Regions from separate parts of the Homo sapiens genome. Here region 1 is linked to region 2. Evidence: chromatin loops called from intact Hi-C (ENCODE). Cell type or tissue: dorsolateral prefrontal cortex. All regions are shown on one strand. Links, peaks and the distances in the headings refer to the core of each region. The heading gives the core; the rest is flanking DNA.

Region 1 (8,572 bases), core at 45-8,044, 240 kb after region 2:
ATAACAATCTGTAATGTTATGTACCAAAGGCAGTGGTATATGAATAAATTTGTGTATGCAAATGAACAGAGAGGCCTGGATCAGCAGATATCTGCCCAAATGTTAACTGTGGTTGCCTCTGAAATCATGAGTGGATTAGAGGAAGGGGAGGAGAAATTATGTTTCATTTCCCACTGTCACGTATTTGAGTATCTTAAAAGAAGACTCTATTAATGTGCTTCTTGGGTAGTTAAAATGTATTTTGGAAAAAGATGTCAGTGGGTGGTGAGCATATGGACACAGTAGACGTAAACCAAACCCATGTAACACACAACATAGAAGGAGATAAATTTAGGATGATGTTGCTGTCGGGAGTAGATGCGTCAAAGAGGGCTTTTATTATGCTTGCTTTTCAAGCTGGTCGCTACCTGGACTTGCCTAAAAGCAGAAGGGGAGACTTTCAATATTCACCCTGGTCTTTGTATTCCCTCCCCTCCAAATACCTCACACAAAAGTTGAATCTGCCATGTAGCTGATCTCTGTCTCTTCCTGAACTTCTGTGATAATTCCCCATTTCACACATAATTGCATCAGTCCAGTTGATTTGGGTGTCAGAGCTGCCTCCTCAAAATGGCAGTTGCCTCTCTGAAGACAAAGGGATCCTCTTGTTTGCCCCACTTACCTGCTGCCCCCAAAGGTTTGCACAGTGCTAAATTAAGTGACTGTTTAGAAGATATACATACTTCGAGTTTTTTTCTAAAAATAGGATCAGTAAAATAAGGGATCATATTGAGGGGGCAGAGCTCTCACCATATCATTTTATTTAACCTTCTTTGGAGCCTATTATGTTTATGAGAGTATCATCAAGATATCCAAGAAATAATGAAGCCCCAGCGTGGATCTTGAGCCGCCTGGAAGAAATCATTTGGCTAGAAATAACACCATCACATGGGGCATGAGGAATAAGCTTACAATTCTGCTGGATCCAGTATGTAAGGAGAGATTTGGTGTACATATTTTAAATTCTCTCAAAGCAATTTCACTAAGACATTTCTTTTATGTAAATAAAATTCTCTCAGTGAAATTCTCCTGCAGTTAAATGAGGCTCAATTATACACTACTAATTTAAGCCTGCATACTGCATTCCAACTGTATACCTAATTACCCTATTTAGTTTGTTAATGATCAGATCTTTGTGCAGATATTCAAGTCTGTCACTAATCTTTGCTCTAGTTAGATTTCTAGTTGTTTAAAATAATGAATCCTTAGAAAGAATATAATTGTATAATTCCTTTACTTTTAAATGAATCACTTCAAGAATTTTTTATTAAAGAACCAAAGAAGCTCGTAAAACTTATAAATTGTATTTATTTATTTATACGATGAACAAGATGGTTTTGGCCACTGACATTTGAAAGCAAATATTTCAGTTGGGAACACAGACAAAAAGAGTACATTGACAAAGAAAATAAATCCACTCTCATAAATGCATTTACATGAATTGAGAAACAGAAGTTGACTCTAGTAAAGAGAAGAGCTGTTTAGATGGTGGGGGTTTGGAGTGGGGTGTGTATGTAAGGATTTCTGAGGACGTGCACTTCAGCAGAGCCACAGAAGGTAGGAAGATAAGAAGGGATTATTCATGGATAAGTAGAGCTAAGAACAAGGTTAAAGGAAAAGTATGTTTGAGGCGGGAAAAACTGTGGCATATCCAAGGAACTGACACAGGATATGGTTTGAAAATAGAACTGAGGCCGGGCGCGGTGGCTCGCGCCTGTAATCCCAGCACTTTGGGAGGCCGAGGCGGGCGGATCACAAGGTCAGGAGATCGAGACCATCCTGGCTAACACGGTGAAACCCCGTCTCTACTAAAAATGCAAAAAATTAGCCGGGCGTGGTGGCGGGCGCCTGTAGTCCCAGCTGCTCGGGAGGCTGAGGCAGGAGAATGGCGGGAACCCGGGAGGCGGAGCCTGCAGTGAGCCGAGATCGTGCCACTGCACTCCAGCCTGGGCGACAGAGCGAGACTCCGTCTCAAAAAAAAAAAAAAAAAAAAAAGAAAATAGAACTGATAGGACATAGAACTCGCCTGAATGCCAGGATGAGGCAAAGGCGATGAGGACCAAGGTGGCTGCTAGGTCTTGGTGAAGAGCCCTGAACAGGTGAAGAGTCCTCCTGCCAGGAATAAGAACCACGGGGTGTGGCACTGGCTGTCCATGGCTGACTTATTTTGGACTTTGGGGAATTGAAAGTAGCCCTTTATAGAGATATGGAAAGGGGAAGGAAGAGAATGCTATTGGATGTGCTCGTTGTATCAGGCGGACTCATGTTTAGAAGAGGTACATCAGCATTATTTACTGTCCCACAAGATTTCTGCATTTTGGGGCTGGAAGGGAATGTGTATTTCAGGTTGACTGTCTGTTCCAGTTGTGGGTGCACAATACAGTGCTGATTAAAAAGCAACACATACAAAAAGGAAAAAATAAGTGAAGGAAGGTCAGAGCACGGCACTTCAACCCACAGTGACTATGCTTACCTGGTCTGTGTTAGCAACCCAAAAGGAATTTAAGACACTGGGCTTATTGGCAAAACACATTGAAAATTAACTGTAAAGTTTGTCTACCTGATACAGATGGCATAGGATTATGGGAAAGAATCTGGAAAAATAGGAACCACCATAAAGAATGAAACTAACACTATGTTGTGGCCACTTAATATTATGGGATAATGGTTTTTCACACTTTGGGTTCACCTACTAATAGGTTGTGAAATCAGTTTCATGGATTGCAGCTTTACTTTTTAAAAAAATGAAATAAAAGAGCATAGAATGTATCAGTGTGTATCAAATAGTGGTGATAAATATTCTGCAGCTTGTTTCAGTACACCTGTGCATACATAAAGTTATGTGTGTGTTTGTATATTTATGTGTGTATTTATGTGTATGCATTACTGAGTTCTAAGATAAAATGTCTTTATTCTATGTATCTCTTACTGTGAGTCAGAGCAAAAAATGTTTGAAGAGCCTTTTTCAACATCTTAGTGATGGAATTGTTACTTTTCTGACTAGGCTTCCGTTTCAAAGCAAGGCTAATCGTCTTTTAGCATCAGCTGGTATACCTTGGATTCTTAAAGTTCTCTCTTTAAATATTTCTGCATTTTAAATTAAAGATTCCTGCTTTAGCAAGTCCCCTAGTTCTTATTCCTGGTAGGGGGACTCTTCACCTGTTCAGGGCTCCTCACCAAGACCTAGCAGCCGCCTTGGTCCTCATCTCCTTTGCCTCATCCTGACATTCAGGCCAATTCTATGTCCTATCAGTTCTATTTTCAAAGTATATCTTGTATCATTTCCTTGGACATGACACATTTTTTCCCACCTCAAACACATGCTTTGAGACCAGCAAGTCTATAAGGCCATAGGCTTGGTTGCATTTATAATGGGAATAGCAGAGAAAGCAGTTTATTTTTTTAAAACTGCAACATCATTTGAAGGTCTTGGATTACATTTGTTTCCCAATGACACGTGATGATGTCAAAGGAAACTATAATGAGTTTACTGAGCTATCCATACAAATGTACATGCAAATATGTATACTTACAAGAACACGCAAGGGTAGAAACCATGTCAGATGCGGTCCCTCGTGTCACTCCCACTCCACTGCCTTTTGGTTTCAAATAGTCTGACCCCATGAGAATCTTTGAGACTGTCTTTCATGTCACAGAGCCTTGCACTGTGAGAGTAACTCAATTCCCTAAATGACTTCCCCAGATCTAGCTTATCACAAACTCCATTGCCTTGCAATAACCTTTGTAACAAAATGGTATTAATAAAATCATGTAGCAACTGCCCATCATATGCAGACCTAGTAATGGAATCCAAGTTACCTAAAAGGCTAATTCCTAATGAGAAGGAAAGGAAACATACCATAAAGTAAAAGTGCAAACAATTGCAAAACAGAGGCAAACAGTGTCAGTTGGATATACGTAAGCGCTGATGTAAAGAGAGATTGGAAATGATATATCTGGCTGGGCAGGTCACTCATGCCTGTAATCCCAGCACTTTGGGAGGCTGAGGCAGGCAGATCACCTAAGGCCAGGAATTCGACACCAGCCTGGCCAACGTGGCAAAACCCGTCTCTACTAAAAATACAAAAATTAGCCGGGCGTGGTGGTGTGCGCCTGGAATCCCAGCTACCCAGGAGGCTGAGGCAGGAGAAATGCTGGAACCCGGGAGGCAGAGGCTGCAGTGAGCTGAGATCATGCCACTACTGCACTCCAGCCTGGGTGACACAGCAAGACTCCCTCTAAAAAAAGAAAAAAAGAAAAGAAAAGAAAAGAAAATGATATATCCATGATGAATTAAAATGGAGTGGAACCCACTGATGGTATGCAGCTGATAAGACGCTATAGAGAAATGATATCCGGACACATGGTGAGACTTTTTCTCCTCTGTAAATCTCAATTCTTGTGATTCTTTCAAAGGGAAAGCCACAGAAGGTACCAGTTATCCACTCACTGACTTAGGTGCCTCCACTAGAATTCTCAGCACGTTTTTGCAGAAGTAAGTTATCTTCACTATTGCTCTAACACTTCTTAGTCTCCTTTTTCTTTCTTTTCTTTTTTTTTAGACAAAGGAAAAGTAAACCGCTGGTTTAGAGTCTTTGGAAGGCAATTGTATCTGACTAGAATTTAATATTATTGTTTTTCTTTCATTGTATTGCATTTATCTGTATGGCTAGTTAAACTGATTTTCCATTTAAAAGTAGTAATGCATTTTTTTATAATTACATTGTTTTAAGTAAACAAGAATTATTCAAAGGACAAAAACACTAGCACAGATGGCATTCAATGATTGCAGATATCATAAAGATAGTTCATGAATGACAAAGATTTGAGAAGTACTGTGTTCACGATGCTTCCTGGAAGAGGTGGGTTATACAGTGTTTCTTAGAGAAAGGGATAGGGGTCTACTGCTAGGAGGGAAAGATGAAGCTACTTAGGGGGACTAGGAAACACGCAGTTGGCCTGCCCTCTGCTTGGAGATCACAGCCAAGGAAACACAGGAGAGGCACCCCCTGGAGGAGCTCCGTGGGCTGCAGGGCTGACGTGGCCCAGGTAAGTGGGAGTTCAGGGAGGCCCACAGGTTGGTGCTAGGATAGTGGCAGATGATTTTCATTGTCAGACTGTGAGACAAAAGGTAGACATAAGGGAGGCAGAGGTGAAATCGGGATGGTTAAAACAGAGAATGCTGAGAGCAGAGCAAGGCAGTTGCTAAAGCTGTTACTAAAACTGGACAGCAGAAGGCCTGGCGTGGTGGCTCACAGCTGTAATCCCAGCACTTTGGGAGGCCTAGGTGGGTGGATCATCAGAGGTCAGGAGTTAGAGACTAGCCTGACCAACATGGTGAAACCCCATCTCTACTAAAAATACAAAGTTAGCCAGGCATGGTGGCCCATGCCTGTAATCCCAGCTACTCGGGAGGCTGAGGCAGGAGAATTGCTTGAATTTGGGAGGTGGAGGTTGCGGTGAGCTGAGATCGCACCATTGCTCTCCAGCCTGGGCAACAAGAGCGAAACCCCATCTCAAAACCACAACAACAACAACAGGACAACAGAGATGGACGACGGATCGGGAAAGCCAACCAGACAGCGTGAGGCCAGGACGGAAAGAGGCACAGGGAGCTCTGCTCAGTGTCGCTACAGGGGATCTCTCAGGCTCACAACGGGCCACTCCTCTAGGGAAGTTCTGGTCTCATCATGATCCTTGTTTGGTCTCACTCCCCATGTCCTTCTCTGTCCCTCCTCCAACTGCCATTTATTTATTTAACTGAAAAAGTACCAATCACCCACATAGGCATGACATACTCATCCATGTACCCATTTCTTAAAATTGATCATTGTTAACATTTGGTGTAATTTGCTTTATTTATTTTTAATGAAATAAATAAAACTTTACAGAAAATGCTTTATTTTTCTCTTTGTTCCCTCCCCATCCTATATTTTTCTCCTAAAAAACCCTATTATCAGAAATATTAGTGTGTATTCCCAGTTTCGACTTTTTATTTTATTACACACACACTCCCACACATAGCTGTGACAATGAACTTCACATAGTATGGTTCTGTATTTTCTCTTTGTTTTTCAAACTTACATAAGTATTTTACTATTTCTCATGGAAAAACTCACTTTTCCCATCCAACGTTATGTTTCCTTAAGATCTCTCTATGTTGATATAAAGAAATCTAGCTCATTCTTTTTAATGAAAATAAAGTATATTTTATGAATGTAACTCATGCTAACCATGGCAATAAAAGCTCCATCAAGCATGCATTTAGTTCTGTATTTTGTTCAATGCTGTATTCCCAGTCCCTAGAACACATACAGAGTAGTGGTTCATTAAATGTTTGTCAAATGAATGAATCAATGAATCCACTCATTTCACTGCTGACAAGCAGTAAAACTGACGTCAATTTTGCACAAACTTTTACAAGATTCCTCGGCACCCACATAAGAGACGTACTAATACGTCTACCTAGAAATATATGTATTGCATTGACAGAATTTGTGTTTTTGGTTTTGTGGGATTCTCTGAAATGCTATGTGACTTCTTAAGGGCTTGGCACATGCTGTAGGCTGTTAATGTGGCTGAGGGGTTTGGCTCTCACATGACCACTGCAGACAGGCTGTGTGCCACCTGCTCACTTTGTAAGCTTCTCGTCCCCCTCTGACAGCTCTTTGCAATGCTTTGTCTTTTCTTCAAAACTTTATATATATTTTTTTAAGAAGAAAAATCTGATAAGCCTTTGTCAGAAAAAAGTGGGTGAATTCTTCCAAGTAATAAAATAATGCAAAGTATAAAATAAAGAGGATAAACCGATTCACAGCTAGGAATACAAGGTATCTTTGGCCAATGGGATTTTGCCTTCGTGCTTTCAAGCACAGTCACTTTCTGTGCAAGGTTGTAAGTGTTCACCATGAGCTTTAGGTGGATCTAGCCCTGTAACAACAAATCACTAGTACCGCTGGATCAAGATTAGTGTACATTTGTGTTTAAGCAATATCATGGTCCATTAATTACGTGCACTGCAATTTAATGGCCTTGCAGATCTTAACACTGTGCTTTTATTTCATTTTTGCCTAGGCCCGCCTCACCGCTAAATATAAATGGAATGAAGCACTTGAAAACAAAAAGTATAAAAATGTGTATATTTTTCATTGCAAAGCAATTCTTAATGGATTTTGTAAACTTTGCAAAATTAAAAGGAAAATACTGTCAGGACACTAAGCTTCTTCCCAGGTTTTCAGATTCCGAAGCTTTAGTTGAGGGCAGTTGAAGAACCTACAAGGCTGTTCCGGAGACCTTTGTGAATGTGAATGAACGCCCTTTGCTTCAAAGGCACCTGCCTGGTGCTGAGGAATCGGCCTTGGAGCCGCCGCCCACGCCGGGCCGCTGCGGGAGAACACTCGGTGCCCCCTGCTGGTCAGACCGAGGCCCCGCAGCGTGGCACAGAGAGCTCCACGGCACGCGTGGTGTGGGAACTGCAGGCTGAAAAACGCTCCCAGAAATGAAATAGTGAGTGCCCGTGGATCTGGCACCACCTTAACACTTCCTCGTTAATAACACATGATTTTTGCTTTATTAACCTATAAGCACTTCCTATGTTTACACTTCTTGGGTTTTGATAGAAACTCGTGATCAGCAAAATTCTTTCAATGAAAATTTGTCAAATTACTTCTCCACTTAAAAGTGGAAACAGTGACGTTTTTCTTGAACTCCACGTTTATTTATATTATTTTTTAATTTCATTTTTGCTTTACAACCATCTAATGAATTTTCTTTAGATAAAATTCCCTCTAGGATTTTAAGATAAAATTCCCTCTAGGATTAAGTTTTGGTCATTTCTCTCATGAAATGTATGTCAGATTACATTATTTGGAACCTTATTTTTCCATTTTTTTTTCAGGTAGTTTAATATAGTCAGTGAATCAGCAGTGAGTTGTAGCAACTTCCATTTCTGACTATGTAAAAAACTAATTATTTTGAAAACTCTCCAGGTATAAGAAACTTAGACAAGCTGCATAAATCTAACATTGACTTAAATGAACAGCAGGTTTCTCAGGTAAGGAAAGCCCTCTGGGCTCTATAAAGGAAGAGGGGGGGTGAATACCTAACAGCAAAGATCTTGTTGATACTACCTATAATTTCCCTGTGACATTTGCACATTTAGGGGGAAAAAACATAGTTTTAACAGCAATGAGGAAATGGAAGGCTGTTAGTCCTACACAAGTCCTACACAAGAGAAGTCTGCAGAAAAGTACAACTTCACTAAAAGATTGGACCTCCAAAAAAAAAAAAACAGCCTTTGCAAATACCCTTGCCTTCCTAGCCTAAGCTTTGTGTAGGGATTATGTCTAACCATAGTACTGGCCTTGCTCTGGTTTGGGATTTGTAGTCTCACTGTCTCCAGGGTCCAGTAGACCTCACTCTAGAAAATAACATATAGTGACTTCGCTTCTAAGGACATCTGGCAGAAGCAAAGACAAATAAATCTTCCCTGGAGGAAGGAGCACTGAGAAATGTTTACAGATGAAGCTTGACT
Region 2 (8,572 bases), core at 100-8,099:
TGTGGTGTGGTGTGTGGTGTGTGTATGTGTGGTGTGTACATGTGGTGTGGTACATGGTGTATGTGGGGTGTGTGTGGTGTGGTATGTGGACCCTGAAAACCTGAGACAGGTCTCAGTTAATTTAGAAAGTTTATTTTGCGAAGGTTGAGGACGTACCCACAACACAGCTTCAGGAGGTCCTGACAACACGTGCCCAGGGTGGTCGGGGCACAGTTTGGTTTTATACATTTTAGGGAGACGTGAGACATCAATCAATATAGGTAAGAAGTATATTGGTTCGGTCTGGAAGGCAGGACAACCTGAAGCAAAGGCAAGAAGACAGGAAGCGGGGAGGGGACTTACAGGTCACAGGTAGGTGAGAGGGGAAGGGTTGCGTTCTTCTGAGTTTCTGATCAGCCTTTCCAAAGGAGGCCATCAAATATGCATCTATCTCAGTGAGCAGAGGGGTGACTTTGAATAGAATGGGAGGCAGGTTGGCCCTGAGCAGTTTCCAGCTTGACTTTTCCTTAGTGATTTTGGGGGCCAAAAAGATATTTTCCTTTCATAGGTGTATGTGGTGTTTGTGTACGTGTGGTGTGGTATGTGGTGTATATGGAGTGTGTGTCATGTGGTGGGTGATGTACATGCAGTTTGTGTATGTGTATGAGGGGTGTGTGTCATGTGGCGTGTGGTATATGAGGGATGTGTGTGTGGTGTGATATGTGGTGTATGTGTGGTGTGTGTGTGTGGTATGCGTGGTGTGGTATGTGTGGTGTATGTGGGGTGTGTGTATGTGTGTTGTGTGTGCATGTGGGGTGTGTGAGGTGTGGTGTGTGTGGTGAGTGTGGGATATGTGTGGGTGTGGTGTGGTATGTGATGTTTGTGAGGTGTGTGTGTGGTATGTGTGGTGTGTGGTGTATGTGGGGTGCATGTATGTGTGGTGTGTGCGCACGTGTATGTGGTGTCGGTCAGCAGTCACTTCCTGCTCAGTGTCTGTGGGAATCCAGCCAGTCCCGGAGGCTGCAGTCTGGGGAGTTTGTGCAAAAGTGTCCAGTAGCCCCGTGAACTGACCTGCCTCATAAACGAAATCTCTCAGGTAGCAGGAAGAGTGACCATTCGCAGGCAGGTTCATGTTTCTGAAGGTTTCTTGCTTATCTTTCGGAAATGAAGTGCAGACTTCTACATCGCACATTTATCTCATCACTTTGATTTTAATCCCATGAGTGAAAGTATCTTTAAAAAGCTGCATGCACACTCCCAAGCATTTCTTTGTTTAAAGAATTATGTTTTTGAATATTCAAGTTTTCAAAGCTTTAAAGGTATGAAGCCACATCTTTCATTTTAGAATGAAGATACCAGCAGGCAATGCTAGCAAATGTGAGTGAGCTTAGAAAATATGGGTGATGTGGATGAAGTCACCACTGGATTCTGAAATATTTCCAATAAGAACAGAAAAGACATCTTAGCATAACACTGCCTTTCAAAGAACATTAAGGGTATTTAATTTCATCCACTCAATATAAGGAGTAGAAATCAGAAGAAACATATGTAATGATATCCTATGGTATTTTGTCCATAAAAATAGATGACTTTTGCAAATTTTCATTGCTCTTTACTCTGGGGTGTTTTAAAACTTGTGTTTAGGTGGGAGGGGTGAAGGTGTTACAGAATCATCTACTTAAATCTGCCCTTCTGTGGGGCTGTCCCTTCTTGGGTCTGTGGTTCTGTATTCATTAGCATCTCCCTCGGTCACTGGTCTGGAACCTCCACAGGGACAGACACAGCAACCTTGGTGTTTCCCATGAGCTCAGTGTCGAGTGGGTGTTTGGCAAATGTGTCTACTGCAGGACCAAGGAGGGCGGGGGGGGGTCCTTCTAGATTGCCTCCCATGGCTGGTAGTGCTCCAGGTACTACATGTGGCAACAAAGGCATGAGGTCTGCTCTCAGTCCTGAGAAACACATGTTAGGGACACAGTTAGGGACATGCAGAGCTAAGGCTCAAAGGCCTATGCTCGCTGAGCCAGTAATGCTTGTGCTGCTCATGTGTCTTCTTGCCTTTACTGTTGCACCAACCGTGGAGGCTGCTGCCACCTGTGGAGCCCTATGTTTACCTGCATGGGGACAGGGGTCTGCCTGGTAGAACAGATCCAGGTGGTCCTGAGCAGGGAAGGGATAGGTCCTTGACCGCATTTGCCCAAAATTAGAGGTGAGCACTCATCAGGGATCACACCCAGTCAGAGGGGTTGAAAGAAGCCCCAGGCTGGGCGTGGTGGGTCACGCCTGTAATCCCAGCACTTTGGGAGGCCAAGGTGGGCAGATCACTTGAGGCCAGGAGTTCAAGACCAGCCTGGCCAAGCTGGCGAAACCCCATCTCTACTAAAAATACTGAAAATTAGCCAGGTGTGGTGGTGCACGCCTGCAATCCTAGCTACTTGGGAGGCTGAGGCAGGAGAATTGCTTGGGCCCGGGGAGGTGGAGAGTTGCAGTGAGCTGAGATCGTGCCACTGCACTCCAGCCTGGGTGACAGAGGGAGACCCTGTCTCAAAAAAAGAAAAGAAACCCCAAACAAGAGGGAAGGTACTGTCCAGTGACGGGGGGTGCAGGAGGGGGCTGGAAATGGAGGGCAGGGGAGGAGGCAGGTGTGGGCCCCCCAGGCTTGGGACAGAGACAGTGAGCAGGCTTCCAGAGGCCTTTCCTGCTGGGGGCTGCAGCCTCGCTCTGCCCCAGCACACTCACGCAGCCCGGCCCAGCCTGGTGGGCACCACTCGCAGCCTGAGGGCGAAGACACTGAGGTGTTGCTGCAAGAAACTTGTGGCCCCAATCTTATGTCCACTTGAGAAAGTCGTTTATTCAAAGCCTTGCCCTAAACAAACAGGAACATTTTGCCCTACCACTTGAAATACACACACACACACACACACACACGATAAAGAACAAGGAAAAGAGAGAGGAGGAGAAGGGGAAGGAAGAGGAGAAAGAGAAACAGGAGACAAAACGGGAGGGCCCTGAACTTCCTGGCCCCCTCCTGAGTGCCCCCCTCCATGTGCCTGGGCACTCTTCCCACACCCACTTACAGCACAACTACAGGAAATTTAACGTTTCCCCGCGGAGTTCTATTTGGGAAGTAGGAAGAGGCCAACATTTTAGAATACATATCACACAGAATGTTCTAGATAGAGATGGAGGTTTTGGTGCTGCCTGCAGAGCCTTGACATAGACATAATTAGGAAAATACATCCATGTTGAAATTTCCCAAGTGCCGCCCCCGCCTAGGCTTCAACTTGGGTTTCGAAGGTGTGTGATGTTTTAAACAAAGAGACCTGTTCAAATGTCAGATGAGGGATGACAGAAAAGGGGAAAGTGTCTATTGATAAAGAGGTGCCCGCCATATCCTGAGCCCCTTGTTAGGAACTAGGAGGGGTCTGCAAATTCCATCATGCATTCTCTGGAGGCAAACCCAAAGTCCTAGTTTAGTCCTCTTACCTCCGTCCATGAGGTTGGCCCAGTAAATGACTCTGAACCCCTGGAGAATTCCATTCAAGGCTTCCTTGGAAAGTGTGGACCAGGATATTGATATGCTTTCTGGTGATGTTGCTATGGCTTGGACATTTTCGGGGGGGTAACTGGGCACTGAAATCAAATAATTAGAATCTGTAATAACTGTGGGTGGTTTATGAGCAAAGCAATAACCGAAAAAGCAACGTATTTTAATATTTCAATATGCAAGCAAAAAATTGCACTCAACCCCAAAATGAAAGAAAAAATAACAAAGATCACTTCCCTGGAAAAATCTTATGATAACTCAGTGCTCAGTAAAATATCATGAGTCAATGCATATATTCTAATGGATTCCATAGTCTCTCTTTCCAACTTAGTTTCTTTACTTTTAGGACAGTTGTTGGGACTTGAGTCGTGTACCCTTCTTAATTTTATTGCCTGAGTAGAAAATCATTGTTTGTCTGATTTATTTTCCCCTTACTCTTGGAAGTTACTTCTTTAAGTTGCATTTACTTTATAGAGTACGGTACCTCTGTATTTAGTAATATCTGGCATATAAATTGGAAGCTGAACCATTGTAAAGTGCTAAAAAGTAGAAACATAATCATAGATTTCTCCTGTCTCATCCTCATCCCTTTCTCTAGAGGGAAGAGAGACCATAGACAGGTCAGAAGAATATTGAAAATATTTTTAGTACTGAGCTTTTGTAAACCTTAAATGTTGGCGCTGGGGCGGTGCAAAATACTGGCTGAGACACGCATCTTAATGAAAAATGAGCATTGAAGCAAAAACAAAGGCATATTTAACGACTATTGCAATTATGAAGATAGACAATTCCAGTGTTCAGGCTGCAAGTCATTGAAGACTCCTCTCCTCGCAAAAATTGTCAGATATTACAGGTGCAAGTCCTATCTGCCTCCGCAAACCTGTGATCAAGGGCCGGGCGCGGTGGCTCACGCCTCTAATCCCAGCACTTTTGGAGGCCGAGGCGGGCAGATCACGAGGTCAGGAGATCGAGACCATCCTGGCTAACACGGTGAAAACCCGTCTCTACTAATAATACAAAAAATTAGCCAGGCGTGGTGGCGGGTGCCTGCAGTCCCAGCTACTCGGGAGGCTGAGGCAGGAGAATGGCGTGAACCCGGGAGGCGGAGCTTGCAGCGAGCCAAGATCGCGCCACTGCACTCCAGCCTGGGAGAGAGAGCCGGACTCCGTCTCAAAAAAAAATCTATGATCAAATGACTAACTGCACAAGAGGTAAATGTAGTGCCAGCTTCCTGCCTTCAAAGCTACCACTTATTGCTACAAATAACCCCATATCTTAACTTCCTGCCTAAAACACTGTGCCTCTGGATACCAGGGTTCTCTATTTTCAAGCACTACTGGAAATTTGAGCTTCTGGGTTATTCTCAGTGACATGGTGGAAGGGCTAATTAATTTATCTCGGCCGCTAGGGGGCGATCGATCACTGTGCAATCTGAAAATTCCTTTTCTCTGTACTCAGAATGCTTGAAAATAGGAAACAATGAAAAATAAAATAAATTTTAAAAAACCTTCTTAACATTTGGGAGAAAGTTTTTTAGCAAATAGCATTTCTGCATTCTCGTGAGACTTCTGCAGTAATAGAGAGAGCCTTGTTTTCACTCCAGAAAAGCCCAATTCTTGTACCTGAAATGAATGAGGAAGAGTCTGAAAAGGGAGGGACTTGCTGGCTTTGCAGTCCAGCCCTGCCCCAGGGCGGGCAGATCAGCGGGGTGGGCGAGGTCACGAGGGAAGGCTTTTCCACCCGAGACCCCAGGCCCTGCAGGTCACTGCAAAGTCGTGGGGCGGGGGAGTGCGAGGTTGGGGGAGCCCCGGGGCAGACCCGAGGGAACCTTTGCGGAGGGAAAAGCCACGACCAGGCCCCGGCCGAACCTACCATCCTCGAGAGTGGTGGTGATGATTTCCTGAGAAGAAGGCCCCGTGCCGGCCCGGTTACAGGCCTGCACCACCAGGCCGTACTGAGTGAACTTATTCAGGTTGTCCAGGGTGTAAACCTCACTGTCCCCGCTGGTGTCGACACTGATAATGTTGAATTGGAAGTTACCCCCAGTGCTGTACTCTCGGTAACCTATTTGGTAGCCACGGATAATCCCATTTTGCAAATGTTTCTTGGGAGCCTAAACAGGAGAGAAAAGAACACACTAAAGAAGTCTTGAGGTAGGACAAGAGCGAAATCAACGCCCACACCCACGTAGGAAAGCAGAAATAAAGTGGAGTCATCGCCACGATGCTGGGGCGGTGGTCCGGTAGCAGCCGCAAACCCACGTACAGTGCAACTTGGTCTGTGCCAGGCACCCTTCCTTTACCTGTGAATGCATCCGGCCCTCCCAGCCCCTCTGAGCCACTGGACCGTCAATGGACACAGGAGGTCACCTGAGTATGCATGGCAGGAGCGGAATCTGAACATGGGTGTTGGGCCCCAGAGCCTGCGCTCTCATTCTGTCCTTCATGATGTACTGGTTGACTTGTCTAACTGGCGAGAAAGTGTCAAAATACAGATCATGTTTGTGGCGTCTCCAGGTACGCTTACGACCGGGTGAGACTGACCCTCAGGCCTGCACCCAGCAAGAACTCTCGGGCTCGCTGCTGTGTGCCAGGCCTTGTTCCAGGCACCAGGGAATAGAATTGAGTTTGGAAATGTAAGAAGACAAAAGAAAAGACCCCCGTCCTCATGGAGCTTACATTCTAAGGAAATATCCCAGAATCACAGTGTTTCCAGGTTGAAAACTGGCATGGGAAGGTGAGTGCACACCCAATAGGAAGGTAATCTCTTTCATGAAGCCCCGAATCATTCTGGAATGATTTGGGGGTGATTAAATGTGGGGCAAGAGAGAGGCTGGTGCTAACTCCACCCTGCTGATGTGAAGATGGTCCACCAGGTCAAAGTAGGATTTAGGCTGATGCGTAGGACTCATTTAGAAACCAGAGCCTTTTCAAGGATGGTATAAGGCTGGGCGCGGTGGCTCACACCTGTAATCCCACCACTTTGGGAGGCTGAGGTGGGCGGATCACTTGAGGTCAGGAGTTCAAGAACAGCCTGGCCAACATGGTGAAACCCCGTCTCTGCTAAAAATACAAAAATTAGCCAGGCATGGTGGTGGGTGTCTGTAGTCCCAGCTACCTGGGAGGCTAAAATGGGAGAATCACTTGAACCCGGGAGGCGGAGGTTGCAGTGAGCTGAGATTGCCCCACTGCACTCCAGCCTGGGTGACAGAACAAGACTCAGTCTCAAAAAGTAAAAAAAGATATGCGAATGCCACCAAGATGAGGCTCTAGGGAATAAAGGTTTTGTAGACTTTCAGGCAGTCAACAGATATGTGTGTTTATGTGTATGCGTGTATGTATACATACACACATACATGTGTATGTATGTATACATGTACATATGTATGTATATACATATACACGTACACACATACATTTAAGTACAAACTATGGATCTGGATCTCTCAAGCCTCTGAAAGCTTTCTCCGTCCTGAAAGTGTTTATAATCGACCTGCAGAGAGGAAATAAGCACTTAAGAACCTGTAGAGAACTATGAAGTGTGGAAATGCATGGTAAGAAAGTGAAGGCCAGCAGGCATCTAGAAAGTGTGAGTATGGGTGGTCTGAAGTGGTGGGAAGACTCAGAGCCCAGGTGGGCTTGACGGAGGGGGGGAGGTGGCGGGGCACGGCTCAGAGAAGTAGAAGGAGGATGGGGTGAGTGGAGCCTGCAAAGGGTGCACACCTGCCCAGCGGTAAGTCAGGAGGGAACGGACAGAGTGGAGCAAGACCTTGAAAACCTGCCAAATGTGACCGGGGGAGGGCAGACAATGAGAAGTCAGAAGAAGGTTTCGAGCTGATGAACAGCATTGATGGATTCAGCAAACACTTATGGATTGCCTAATAATAACTTCCCAGGGGATTCCATGCCTCAGCCTGTCATTAGTAGTAAGTCTGACTTATCCAAGAGCAGTAAAATCATTTTTGTTTTTCACAGCAAGTTTCTCCATTTATGGTTTTCTTGGACTCCACTTGCTTTTCCCAACAGCCAATCTAATTTAGTATATTCATGGTGCCAGCAGGTGTCAGTGAAACAGTCGCGTAAACCATTTATTTATTTGTATCTGTTGGCTCGGAGTTAGACCCTGGTGGAAGAGCTCATACCTTTTTTATTATAAACAAATGTCTATGCTCCTCTGAATCCACAGATGTGCTGGCTTTTGCATTGATGAGCTATGGCTTTTCTCACTGTTTAGAAATAGATTTCAAGATTCTATGTTTTGAAAATTCAATTACTCTATGTGAAAATTGTTTTGCTGCAACCACTGAATTACATTTATGTGACCTAATTAATTAATCAAATGAATTTCCCTGTAAACGTCACCTATAAGTCAAATTTACCAACAAAGAGATTTCCCCTATTTTACCTAGTGTTTTAATGTTAGATATAGTGACCCAAATAAAATAATATTATTTTTTAAATGAGATTTACATCCATTAAATATTCTAATTGTTCAACTGGCTCCCGGTGAGGCTTTAAGCCTCCCTAAGACAGCAAGTTGGATTCACAGTATGGGGGCTGTGGAGTCAGGTCAAGAAGAGTAGACAGTAAAGTCAAATGCCTGTGAGAAAGTGTTTTCATAGAGCCACCAATTTAGCTAAATCCTCCACAAGAATGAAGGGACCTGCTTGCTGACATGTAGTTCCTCCAGTTTGGGGGGATTAATCCTGCCTGTGATCTGTTTGTACAGGTAGAAAGGAGAAATCTTCCCTTGTTTCCTCTCCATGGGTGAAAACCCATCCTAACTAGCTTAACTATAATAGACAACGCAGGTGTTTTTGTTCTGTTCCATTTCAATATTTTGTTAAAAAGAAAAAGAAAATTCTTTACATTTTTCTTAGAAGAACTACATTTCAGTCCTGTGGTTCTAAAATAAAGCTTATTTTTTCTTAGTTGATACTTCTGCAAAATATTGTGTGGAATAATTATCTCATTTTGTTTTATAATAAAAGTAAACAACCACCATTTCTATCCAATGCAATTCTATTCACATTTTGATGCATTTCAGTCT

What was found. Hi-C counts contacts between places; a loop is a spot of excess contacts. Peaks named below come from ENCODE experiments on the same cell type or tissue, not always from the same donor. Only the 100,000 strongest peaks of a DNase experiment are listed, where the experiment ranks them.
Region 1: a loop joins it to region 2, with 7 times the contacts of the local background. A loop is called at or near these places in 65 of 110 quality-filtered maps.

The regions. Positions count from the first base shown.
Region 1 is chr21:40,379,051-40,387,622 of GRCh38, forward strand. The region is part of intron 3 of DSCAM (DS cell adhesion molecule); the gene reads right to left. It overlaps DSCAM-AS1 (DSCAM antisense RNA 1), which reads left to right and starts at 4,033. Exons shown (of 2, transcript NR_038900.1): 1 at 4,033-4,405; 2 at 5,529-6,308. In dorsolateral prefrontal cortex, for the core only: CTCF peaks have their summits at 7,468 (motif pointing left) and 7,669; a DNase peak (open chromatin) is centred at 7,441; H3K4me3 peaks cover 673 bases; H3K27ac peaks cover 751 bases.
Region 2 is chr21:40,139,096-40,147,667 of GRCh38, forward strand. DSCAM (DS cell adhesion molecule) reads right to left here. Exons shown (of 33, transcript NM_001389.5): 17 at 5,396-5,636; 18 at 3,463-3,609. Among named protein-coding and RNA genes, the nearest start is that of MIR4760, 69 kb to the right of the region's middle. In dorsolateral prefrontal cortex, for the core only: CTCF peaks have their summits at 4,919 (motif pointing right) and 5,119; a DNase peak (open chromatin) is centred at 4,916.